Regions from separate parts of the Homo sapiens genome. Here region 1 is linked to region 2. Evidence: chromatin contacts called from ENCODE Hi-C or POLR2A ChIA-PET data. All regions are on one chromosome and are shown on one strand. Each heading gives the region's core, a stretch centred on a gene start or an enhancer-like site at or near the end of the contact. The rest is flanking DNA. Distances are from core to core; before and after follow the strand shown. Region 1 holds the start of FGFRL1 (fibroblast growth factor receptor like 1). Region 2 overlaps LOC124900647 (nascent polypeptide-associated complex subunit alpha, muscle-specific form-like).

Region 1 (5,611 bases), core at 3,112-5,611, 120 kb before region 2:
TTGGGTTCAAGTGATTCTGCTGTCTCAGCCTCCTGAGTAGCTGGGACTACAGGAACACGCCACCACACCCAGCTAAGTTTTCTATTTTTAGTAGAGATGGGGTTTCACCATGTTGGCCAGGCTGGTCTTGAACTCCTGACCTCAGGTGATCCACCTGCCTTGGTCTCCCAAAGTGCTGGGATTATAGGTGTGAGCCACGGCGCCCAGCCACACTGATCCTTTCTTTTGCAGTGTTCCATTAATCCCATCTCGTGTATTATTTCTCTGACACTACTTTTCATCCCCAGAAGTACGATTTGAGGCTTTTTTCCCCGTCTTTACTTAACATATTGTCTTTCCTTTCCTCCAGCATCTTGAACATATGGAACATGGTCACAGCATAAGCATGTGTGTGCTGTCCTCTACTTGCCCTGTCACCTCCAGCATCTTGAACATATGGAACATGGTCACAGCATAAGCATGTGTGTGCTGTCCTCTACTTGCCCTGTCACCTCCAGCATCTTGAACATATGGAACATGGTCACAGCATAAGCATGTGTGTGCTGTCCTCTACTTGCCCTGTCACCTCCAGCATCTTGAACATATGGAACATGGTCACAGCATAAGCATGTGTGTGCTCTCCTCTACTTGCCCTGTCACCTTTGTCATTTCCAGGTCAGTTACTACAACCTCCACCTCCCGGATTCAAGTGATTCTCCTGCCTCAGCCTTCTGAGTAACTGGGGCTACAGGTTGCCTGCCACCACGCCTGGCTAGTTTTTTTATTTTTAGTAGAGATGGGGTTTCACCATGTTGTCCAGGCTGGTTGTGAACTTCTGGTCTGAAGTGATTCGCCCTCCTCGGCCTCCCAGAGTGCTGGGATTACAGGCGTGAGCCACTGTGCCCGGCCCCAGGTCAATTTTGATTGATTTTTCCCATCTCTCCATATGGGTCATAATGTCCTGCCTCTTTTCATGCCTGTTTTTTTGTTTTTTGTTTTTCCCGGATATTCAATATTTTGTATTCTACCTTGTTTGGTGCTGGATATTTTTGTAAACCTATACATATCTTTGCATTTGTTTCTCGAATGTGATCAAGTTACTTGGAAACTGTGTGGTCCTTTTTTTTCAGGCAGGGTCTCACTGTGTCGCACGGGCTGGAGTGTAGTGGTGTGATCTTGGCTCTCTGCAGTCTCGGCCCCCTGGGCTCAAGTGATTCTCCCACCTCAGCCTCCCCAATAGCTGGGGCCACAGGCACGCATCACCACATTGGCGACTTTTTGGATTTTTGTAGAGATGGGGTTTCACCGTGTTGCTCAGGCTAGTCTCGACCTCCTGGGCTCAACTGGTCTGCCTGCCTTGGCTTCCCAAAGTTCTGGGATTACAGGTGTGAGCCCCCACATCTGGCTCTGGGTCTTCTTATTCAGTGGTGTTTGGTGGGACCTGAACTGTATTTAGTCTCGTGTTGATGCTTCCCTACTACGGGGTGAGAACTTCTTCCTGCTCTAACGATGCTTCCCCACTCTGGCTGCTGAGCACAGGCACTATTCCCAGCCCTGCATGGGCTCTGATCCTGGGTGGGTCTTTCCCTGGCCTTGAGTGTTTTCTTCACGCTCCTGCACTGATCTGTGCTTAGCTGAAGCCTCCAGGCAGACCCTCTGTGGGTGTCTGGGCTTCTCGGTGCAGCCCCCTCCTCTCCAGCACTCTGGAGCACCTGTGAACTCCAGCCCCTGCCTGGCCACCTCTGTCTTCCCAGTTGAGGGAGACGCCGGTGGCTGCCTGGGTTTTCTCTGCACCGGCCTGGGCAGTGGGCGGGACTGTCCTCGCTGCCGGGTCGCTTCCCCTCTCTCCAGCACCACGGTCCTCGGTTTCGTGAGCCCAGTGCCTTACGTGCTGTTTTCACACCTATTTTTTTGGTTGCTGCAGCTGAGAGTGTGTAAGTCACTGTTACTGCATCTCCATTCTCTGCCAAGCCTCCTCCACCCGCCTGTCCTTGTCAGTCCCTACACCTGCTGTTCCTGAGATGCCGCCTCTGTGAGGCCTGCCCGGCTCTCCCCCAGTCCTGCCTCTTCTGCCCCGGGGCAGGTGCTGTCGCGGGCAAGCGAGGATCCGTGCTAGCGAACCTGCGCGCCTGGGGCTCACCGGGGCTGGGTAGGTGGCTACAAGAACCTGTCTTCCCGCGGTCACCCCATGGGGTTGGCTGAGGATGGGGCCTGAGACCCCGAGGGTGGCTGACCGCCCCGTTTCAGTTTTAAGGGGCAGGACGTGCTTGCGCCGGCCCCTCGGCTCCGCGCTGCCTGACCCGAAGGGCCGTGGGAGCGGGGAGGGCCCAGTCCCTGTTCCGGGGGTGGGCGAGGGGCGGGGGGCTGCCTGAGGACGGGGCCTGGGCCGGCCGCGGGCTGGGACGTGGCGGGCGGGGCGGGGCGGGGCGGGGCGGGGCGGGGCGAGGAGACGAGGAAAAACGCCTCGGGAGCTGCCGCGCCGGCGCCGCCGCCACCGCCAGAGGGCAGCGCGTGCCGGCGCGGGAGGCCCGGGCCCCGCCCCCGCCCGGCCAGGCCCCGCCCCCTCCCCGTCCCCGCCCCTGTCCGCCTCGGGCCCCGCCCCGTCTGCCGCTCCGCCCCTGGCCCCGCCCCCCGTCCCGGCCCCGCCCGCCAGGGGCCGCGACGCTGCCCGTGCCCCTCCCACTGCCCGCTCATTCGGGGGCCGGCACCTGCCGGCCTGTCCGCTCCCTGCTTATACTTTGCACGCTCGCAGCCACGTTTCCGCACACCTGTCCCCTTTCCACGCACCTGTGTCCGGCAGCCCGCACATCTGTGGGAGCGCTGCCTCCTCGCCAGCTGTCCGGGAAGTTCAGCGCCGCTCTCCCACGGGCGTGAGACCGCCCCACCCACCTGTCCGTGACTGCAGCTCCGGCCGGGAGGGCGGCAGGTGGGCCCCGGCGCTGCTGGCTCCTTGTGGGACAGGGCCGCGGCGGCGGCGCAGGACGTTCTCCCGCCGGGAGGACCACGCGGCGGTCCCTGGACCCTTCCCCGGGTGCACAGCGGCGGCTGCGCCAGCGGGGGCAGGATGGGCCGTCCGAGCGCACCTCCATCCGCCCTCGCGACGCCCACGCTGGCCCAGACGCGGGATTTGGGGTGGAGGACGCTGGGCTGGGAACCAGCACCTTGGGACGGCCGGGTAGTTCGGGCCTTGAGGAGTCCCACACCCTGACAGCTGGCGCCCCCCACGCCCCGCCTAGCTCTCCTCGGCCTGGGGACACCGGCTGCCAGGCCTCTCCAGTTTCAGCCTTTCCTGGGAGGACTTCCTGGAAGAGGGGGCTTCAGGCCCCAGAAAGAGAGGCTGCTCTGGGGGATGGAGGAGGTGCTGGGATGGTGACTCCGCGGAGTCGAGGGTGTGAGGCGGGATGTGGGCAGGCCGTGAGGTTTGTGTTGCAAGACTGGGAGGCAGGATGAGGGGAGGCCATGGGGCGGCTGGAGGTGCGGCCTGGGAGCCCTGCGTGCTGGGCCCTGGGCAGGGACGGCAGGCGAGGCGTGTGGAGGAAGAGCCGCGAAGAGCTGGGCGCTGTCTTCTCCACGCCTCCGTTTCTTCATCTGCTCCTGGGGCCGCCTGCCCGGTAGCGGAGATTGAATCGCATGTTGACGTCTATTACGATGATTAATGTTCTTGTCATTCCCGTCACTAGCAGGTGAGAGGCTGGGAGGCCTCAGGTGGGAACATACCTTTGGCCAAAGGCACCAGGTAACCCGAACGCCCCGGGGAGGACCCCTGCCTGCATCGCCGCGGCCGTCCCCCCCTACCCCGTCCCCAGCAGCTCCGGCTGGGCGAGGCCCTGCTTCTCCCTTCTGCTCCCGAAGACCCCCCGGGGCGCAGACCTGGAAGCCTCGAAGCTCCCGCGGCCGTCCAGTCCGCCCCCTTCTGAGCAACCAGAGAGCGGTCTGGGCCCGGCCCGGGGCTGCGCAGAGGTCAGACTGCCGCGGGCAGGGCCGGAGCCTGCTCTGGGGGTCGCGGAGGTGTCTCGAGAGTTGAGGACCCGACCCGGGCGCGCGCGGGCGCAGGTATGGGGAGGGCGCGGCGGCTCCTGGCCGGTCCTAGGAGCCTGCGGGGACCAAGGGCGCGCGGGCGGGGCCGGGGGCGCGGCGAGGCTCGGGTTGGGGCGGGGCGGGGGCGGGGGCGGGGCCGGACCCGGGGAAGCCGCCCGCCCGCGGGGACGTCCGCACCGCGAGGGTTAAGGCCGGGAGCCCGGCGGGGCGGGGGCGGTGTGCGCGCGCGGATTGGGGAAAAGTTTGGCGGCGGGGCGGGGCACGGGGGAGGGCTGACGCGCGCGGATTGGCCGGAAGTTGTGCCGGGGGCGGGTCGGGGGTCCGGGCTCGGCGCTCGCTCCGGGAGAGTTGACAAAGCCCCGCAGGGAAGGACGCCTCGCGGCGCGGCGCCCCGGGCCCCTCGCCCCGCCGCCCCGGGATCCCGGCCCCGGCCCCCGGCCCCGCGGACTCGCCCCCGCCGCCTGCCCGGTCCGGGACCCCGCGCCCCGAGCGCCCGAGCCCGGACCCCGACCCGGCCCGAGCCGCCCGCGCCCAGGTAGCGCCGCCCCGCCCCGAGACCGGGCCCGGGGGCGCGGGGCGGCGGGATGCGGCGCCCGGGGCGGCGATGACCGCGGAGCGCACGCCGCGGGCCCGGCCCTGACCCCGCCGCCCGCCCGCTGAGCCCCCCGCCGAGGTGAGCCCCCCGCGCGCGCGGCCGCGACCCCAGGTGGGCACACGGGGGAGGGCGGGGGTCCGGGGCGGGGGCGGGGAGGGGCGGGTTCGGGGCCCCAGCTGGGCACGGGTCATGCGCGCCGCCGCCGCTCCTGCGGGCCCCCGGCCTGCCCCGCCCCCGCCCCCGCGCCCCACGTGGGCCCCCCCCAGCGCAAATTTGTCCGCTAATGGCGCAGGCGATTATCTGCGGGGCGCTGAGTGTTGTGTGTCCTGCGGGCAGGGCCGGAGTTACAAGCGCCAGGAATCCAGACGGTGTTTGGAGAGGGGGGGCGGCGGGGGAGCCCGGTAATTAGTGTAAACCCTTTGTCTGCCTTTGATACCCACAGCTTCTCCCCGCTGCGGCTTCCTCCGCCTGGAGCGCGGGCGGGGAGGGCCTGTGGGGAGGGCGGCCAGACCCCTGATCCCCGCGGCCCGGGACCGGGGAGGGCGGTATCTCCCAGTTCCACGTGTTAGTGACGGCGCCCCCAATGTCCCCAGGTCCGGACAGGCCGAGATGACGCCGAGCCCCCTGTTGCTGCTCCTGCTGCCGCCGCTGCTGCTGGGGGCCTTCCCGCCGGCCGCCGCCGCCCGAGGTGAGTTCTGGCGCCCAGCCCGGCCAGCCTGGCCTCCGCCAGCGCCGCCCCCTTCCCGCCCGGCCCTGAACCCTGCCACAGTGCCCGCCTGGCACGCGCCATGCCCCGCCCCTGCCGCCCCGCTCGCCAGGCCCCCTTCCTTCCAGGGCCCCCTCACCCATGGGCTGTCCACAGCACCCACCGGGGCTCCCCTAGCTGGCTGGAGGGGTTCCCCTCATGCGTGCTTGCTGGCCAGGTGGGCTTTAGTCCTGGCTCCCCAGGACATGCTCCTGGTCTTGCAAACACTTTCATACTCGTACCTGCAGTCCAGG
Region 2 (5,372 bases), core at 1,719-4,218:
TGCTGCTATGAAGACTCTCGTGCATGTCTTGTGAGCCAATGCGTGCATTTGTGTTGGACAGTTCCTGTTTACCCGGTCATGGGGTGTGCCCACGTTCAGCTTCGGTAGGTGGGAAACGGTGGTGCCTGCTCACAGCCCACAGTGTGTGGGAGCTCCACATCCACGTGTATGCTTATTTTCTGTTTTGTTCATTTTGGCATTTGGTGAGTGTGTAGTCACATCCCAGTGGGCTTTGCTTTATGTTTTTCCTGATGATTAACAAACTCAAGCACCTTCTCATCCACTTCCTGGCCATTCAGGTCTCCTCTCGTGTGAAGCCTCTTAATCTCCTGCCCATTTTTCTATCCTGTGAATACGGGATAGCCCTCTGTGACTGGTTGGTTGTTTTCAATGTAGACATTATGCACATTTACCTTACATTTATTCTTAGATGTGTGTCATTTTTCATCACCAAAGAGAAACGATTGAAAGGGCAGACACTTCCCCCAAGTCAGCATCTTTAGACACCATGAGTATTAGCAAACGGCCTGTGGTAAGGCCAGGTATCAGCAACACTCCTGGGGTGAGAGCACTTTGCCTTGGCCACAGAGAAGACAGTTGCCGTGACTTGGGCCCACAGGGCTGTAGTGGGCACTGCTGATGACCCCTTGCCCGTAAGGTCCCTTCCTGCTCTCTTAGCCACCCCTGGCTTTGGCATGCTTGACTGCAGCTTGTGGCCTTAAAGGAGGCCTTGGGTGCTGGAGCCATACCCTGCACAGAGGACAGGAAGAGCCTGAGTTGAGGTCTGTGCCTCCTCAGCCTGAGCCAGTGCCAACGAATGGGATGTGAGTACAAATGCCCGGCTCCTTTGCCTGGAGGTGGAACAAGCTGTGGCATATCTTATCCAGATTTTATTTTATTACTGTTTTTTGAGACGGCGTCTTGCTCTGTCACCCAGGTTGGAGTGCAGTGGCGCAATCTCGGCTCACTGCAAGCTCCGCCTCCCAGGTTCACGCCATTCTCTTGCCTCAGCCTCCTGAGTAGCTGGTACTACAGGCGCCCACCACCACGCCCGGCTAATTTTTCTTTGTATTTTTAGAGACAGGGTTTCACCATGTTAACCAGGATGGTCTCAATCTCCTGACCTCGTGATCTGCCCACCTCAGCCTCCCAAAGTCCTGGGATTACAGGCGTGAGCCACCGCATCTGGCCCTTACCCAGATTTTTAAAAAATGTTTTTAAAAAGTGTGGTAAAATATACGTAACAGAAAATTTACCATTTTAACCATTTTAAGTATACAATTCAGTGACATTAAGTATAGCCACGTTGTTGTGTAACCATCACTACCATCCATTTCCAGAATGTTCTCATCTTCCTGAGCAGAAAGTCTACCCACTTAAGCAATAACTCCCATCCCCCTGACTCCCAAGAGTCTCTATGTGGCTCTATGGATTTGACTCCTCTAGGTCCCTTACATGTAGTATCATACGGTATTTCTCTTTTTGTGTCTGGCTTATTTCACTTACCATAATATTTCCAAGGTTCATCTGTGTTGTGGCATGTAACAGAATTTCCTTCATTTTATGGCCGAATGATATTCCATTGTATGGATGGACCACATTTGTTTATCCATGCATTTGTTGATGCACACTTTCTGGCTGCTGTGAGCATTGATACATAAGTATCTCAGTCCCGGCTTTTAGTTGTTCTGAGTATGGATCTAGGAGCAGAATTGCTGGATCTGTAGTTATCTCATGCTCCTGGGCTCCTCCAGGGCTTGGGATGAGTCTGGGGTTAACCTGAAATAATGCCCTTGCTTGGCCTCTTCCTCTCCCTTCTCCTGGGAGCATTTCCTTAACAAATCACTTGCACTTGAATCCTTGGCTCAGGGTCTGCTTTGTGGAGCACCCAACCCAAGACAATCCAGAGAGGCGGTGAGGCCTCCCGTGAAGACAGGAGTGCGGTCTGTTTGCCCCAGTGGAATGATGGATGATGACCCCCATTGAACTCGCCCTCGTCTTCCCTGTCTAGTCGCTAAGACTTGTACTTTGAAAAATAGACAAAACTACGGGTGTTTTGCAGAATGCTTGAGATCAGGAGACCCTTTGAAAGGGAGCATCCAGGAGCACATGTTTTCGCTGATTAGTTTTGAATTGTAAACATTTTATGAACAGTCTGCTGCATTATGATCACTGTGCTTCATGGTGATTCTCCCTTTTTAACAGTCCCTGCTTTTTATAAGGGACTAACACATTTTTTTTTTTAAAGTGCACCAAGGACTAGAAAGCAAGTGGCTTTAAAGGCTTTAAAACTAAAACTTGGCCAGACACGGTGTCTCACGCCTGTAATCCCAGCACTTTGGGAGGCCAAGGTGGGCAGATCACCTGAGGTCAGGAGTTTGAGACTAGCCTGGCCAACATGGTGAAACCCTGTCTCTAAAAAAATACAAAAATTAGCTGAGCATGGTGGTACATGCCTGTAATCCCAGCTACTAGGGAGGCTGAGGCAGAAGAATTGCTTGAACCCGGGAGGGGGAGGCTGCAGTGAGCCAAGATTGCACCACTGCACTTTAGCCTGGGTGACAGAGCGAGACTCCGTCTCAAAAGAATAAAAAAACAAAAACAAAAAAACTGAAACTCACTAGGCAGGTGGGAAGAACGTACACAGTTACCCACCACCAGCGTCTTCCCTCCCTGTTCCTCTCATCTCTACCTCTTAAATTTACCATCAAAGTTGCTTTATCCGTTTTTTTTTAATTCAAGACAATTGAATTTATTGTTAAGGGACATTAATAAGAAGGACTAAGAGAAACAAGATAAAAAATACAGAATATATTTGGCTTAGGAATTTCCAAGTAAGTTTACAGGGCAAGGATTTCTTACCCCAGGTTTGTCAGCTGGCACCGTTGGCAGATGCGCAAGCCCTGTATCTTCCCCCTCTCAGTGTCCAGTTGGGGAATGCAGGCCTTTCTCTGCTTCTGAAGCAGCTTCTCTTTCTTTCAGAGAGAGCTTTGAGCCAGAGTCAGAGCCACACCTGCGTCTCTAGTAGTCTTAAGCTACCCAGAGGCCAAGGGGAAGAGAGGGTGGGAACCCACACCGACAGAGCACCTGCAACATGTCAAGGGTGTGCCAAGTGCTCTGCTGCTCCAAGGCTCATGTTATCTTCAGTTTACAGAGAAGGAAACAGACTCAGTCACCCAGCTATTAGGCAATTAAGGTGGATGTCATAGCTTGTGTTTTTGTCGACAAAGCCTGTTTTCTATCCTAAGTAGTCTCGGCTACCTCCACTTGGGGAAGATGGAATATCAATCTCTTGCAGACTATTTTTAGTCCTAATGAGAAAAAACAAACTTTTAGGTAGATTTTGATGACTGGCTCTAAGGTCATCTCTCTATCTCTCTTGAACTTACTTTCTTTTTCTTGTTTTTTGTTTGTTTGTTTGTTTGTTTGTTTAGACAGAGTCTCGCTCTGTTGCTCAGGCTGGAGTGCAGTGGCACCATCTCAGCTCACTGCAGCCTCCACCTCCTAGGTTCAAGCAATTCTCCCACCTCAGCCTCCTGAGTAGCTGGGATTACAGTTGCCCACCACCATGCCTGGCTAATTTTTGCATTTTTAGTAGAGATGGGAGTTTCACCATGATGGCCAGGCTGGTCTCAAACTCCTGACCTCAGGTGATCCACCCACCTCGGCATCCCAAAATGCTGGGATTATAGGCGTGAGCCACTGTGCCTGGCCTCATTCTTCTAAATAAGGTTCATAACAGCTGAGTAGGAAACACCCCCTAAACATCTTTTTGTTATTAAAAGCAACATTGATTTGTGTACCCCTGTAACTCCAGTAATATTTATTTTCTTAAAGTCTATTTTATGCTATCTTTTTGTTCTTATTTGCGTGGTATGTCTTTTTCTATTCTTTTACTTTCAGTCTTTCTGATATTTAAAGTTTTCTTTTGGAAATAGCTGTTCTTTATTTTTTGTTTTTTTAATCTAGTCTGACAATCTTGGTCTTTTAATTGGAGTGTTTTGCCCATTTGCACTTCATATAGTGTAAAATATATTTAGGTTTAAGTCTACCATATTGCTATTTGTTTTTCATTTGTCCTATTTGTTCCTTGTTCCTTTATTCCTTTCTTGCCGTTCTTTGGATTAATCAAGTTTTTTTTTTCCATTTTTCTCTATTAGCATATTAGTTATGCATTCTTTTAGTACAGTATTCTTTTATTGATTACCTTGGTAATAATATGCATCCTTGTTGCGATACCTTCTTCCTTAAATTAGCGTATTTACTACTTGCTGAACATTGCAAGAATCTTTCAGCTGTTTAACTGCGTTTACCTGCCTTCCTCCTTTGTGCTATTGTTGTCGTATATTTTACTGCTACATGTGTTATAAACTCCACAAGTCAATATATGTATATGTTCATTTCCCTTCGACTTGAAGAGCTCCCTTCCATATTTCCTGTAGTACAGATCTGATGGCGAAACAATCTCTTGAGCTTTTGCTTGTGTGAAAATTTTTTTATTTCACTTTCACTTTTGAAGGATATTTTCACTGAGTACCGAAATCTAGAAATCTAGCTTTGTATTTTTTCCTTTATTTTTTAAACTTTATTAGTTTTATTTTATTGTGGCCAGAACACAACATGAGATCTACCCTCTTAACAAAATTTTAAGTGTACATTACAGTATTGTTGACTGTAGGTTTGATGTTGTGTAACAGATCTCTAGAACTTATTTATCTTGCTTAACTGGAACTTTACACTCATTAATTAGTAAATCTTCATTTCTCCCTCCCCCCAGCCCATGACAAACCACCATTTCACTCTTCGATTCTACAAATTTCATTGTTTTAGATACCATATGTAAGTGGAATCTTGCAGTGTTTGTCCTTCTGTGACTGGCTTATTAGCATAGTGTCCTCAAGGTTCATCCATGTTGCTTAAGATTGCACAATTTCCTTATTTCTTAAGGCTAAATAATATTCTATTGTATGACTATACCGTATGTTCTTTACTCATTTGTCCATCAATGGACATATAGGTTGCTTCTACATTTTGACTATTGTAAATAGTGCTGTTATGAAAATGGGGTGCTAATATCTCTTTGACATCTTGATTTCAATTATTTTGGGTAAATACCCAGAAGTGGGGTTGCTAGATCATATGAGGTTCTAGTTTTAGTTTTAGTGTTTTTTTGGTTTGGTTTTGTTTTTGTTTGTTTGTTTGTTTTTTGAGACGGAGTCTAGCTCTGTCGCCCAGGCTGGAGGGCAGTGGCGCAACCTTGGTTTACTGCAACCTCCACCTCCCAGGTTCAAGCAGTTCTCTGCCTCAGCCTCCCACCAGCATGCCCAGCTAATTTTTGTATTTTTTAGTAAAGACAGGGTTTCACCATCTTG

The links. Hi-C counts contacts between places; a loop is a spot of excess contacts on that map. ChIA-PET counts read pairs that join two places held with the same protein, here RNA polymerase II (POLR2A). Pooled maps may share reads with other maps.
Region 1: a loop to region 2 is called in a map of IMR-90, with 4 times the contacts of the local background. The contact joins the promoter of FGFRL1 here to the enhancer-like site in region 2. A Hi-C loop is called at or near these places in 2 of 168 maps with a recorded cell type or tissue (CD8-positive, alpha-beta T cell and IMR-90), 1 of 37 single-sample maps with no recorded cell type and 10 of 50 pooled maps. POLR2A ChIA-PET finds 5 or more read pairs at or near these places in 1 of 52 experiments (activated CD4-positive, alpha-beta T cell).

What each region holds. Positions count from the first base shown.
Region 1 is chr4:1,007,265-1,012,875 of GRCh38, forward strand. FGFRL1 (fibroblast growth factor receptor like 1) reads left to right here and starts at 4,362. Exons shown (of 7, transcript NM_001004356.3): 1 at 4,362-4,690; 2 at 5,206-5,300. The coding sequence starts at 5,222. RefSeq lists silencers at 2,185-2,294, 2,545-2,644, 2,935-3,004, 3,835-4,354, 5,034-5,103 and an enhancer at 2,685-3,317.
Region 2 is chr4:1,133,148-1,138,519 of GRCh38, forward strand. The region is part of intron 1 of LOC124900647 (nascent polypeptide-associated complex subunit alpha, muscle-specific form-like); the gene reads left to right. Among named protein-coding and RNA genes, the nearest start is that of RNF212, 22 kb to the left of the region's middle. Within about 2 kb of position 2,969, at least 6 of the 41 ENCODE cell types and tissues checked have a DNase peak (open chromatin) inside an H3K27ac peak, as active enhancers do; they include CD8-positive, alpha-beta T cell, where a contact is called at or near this core.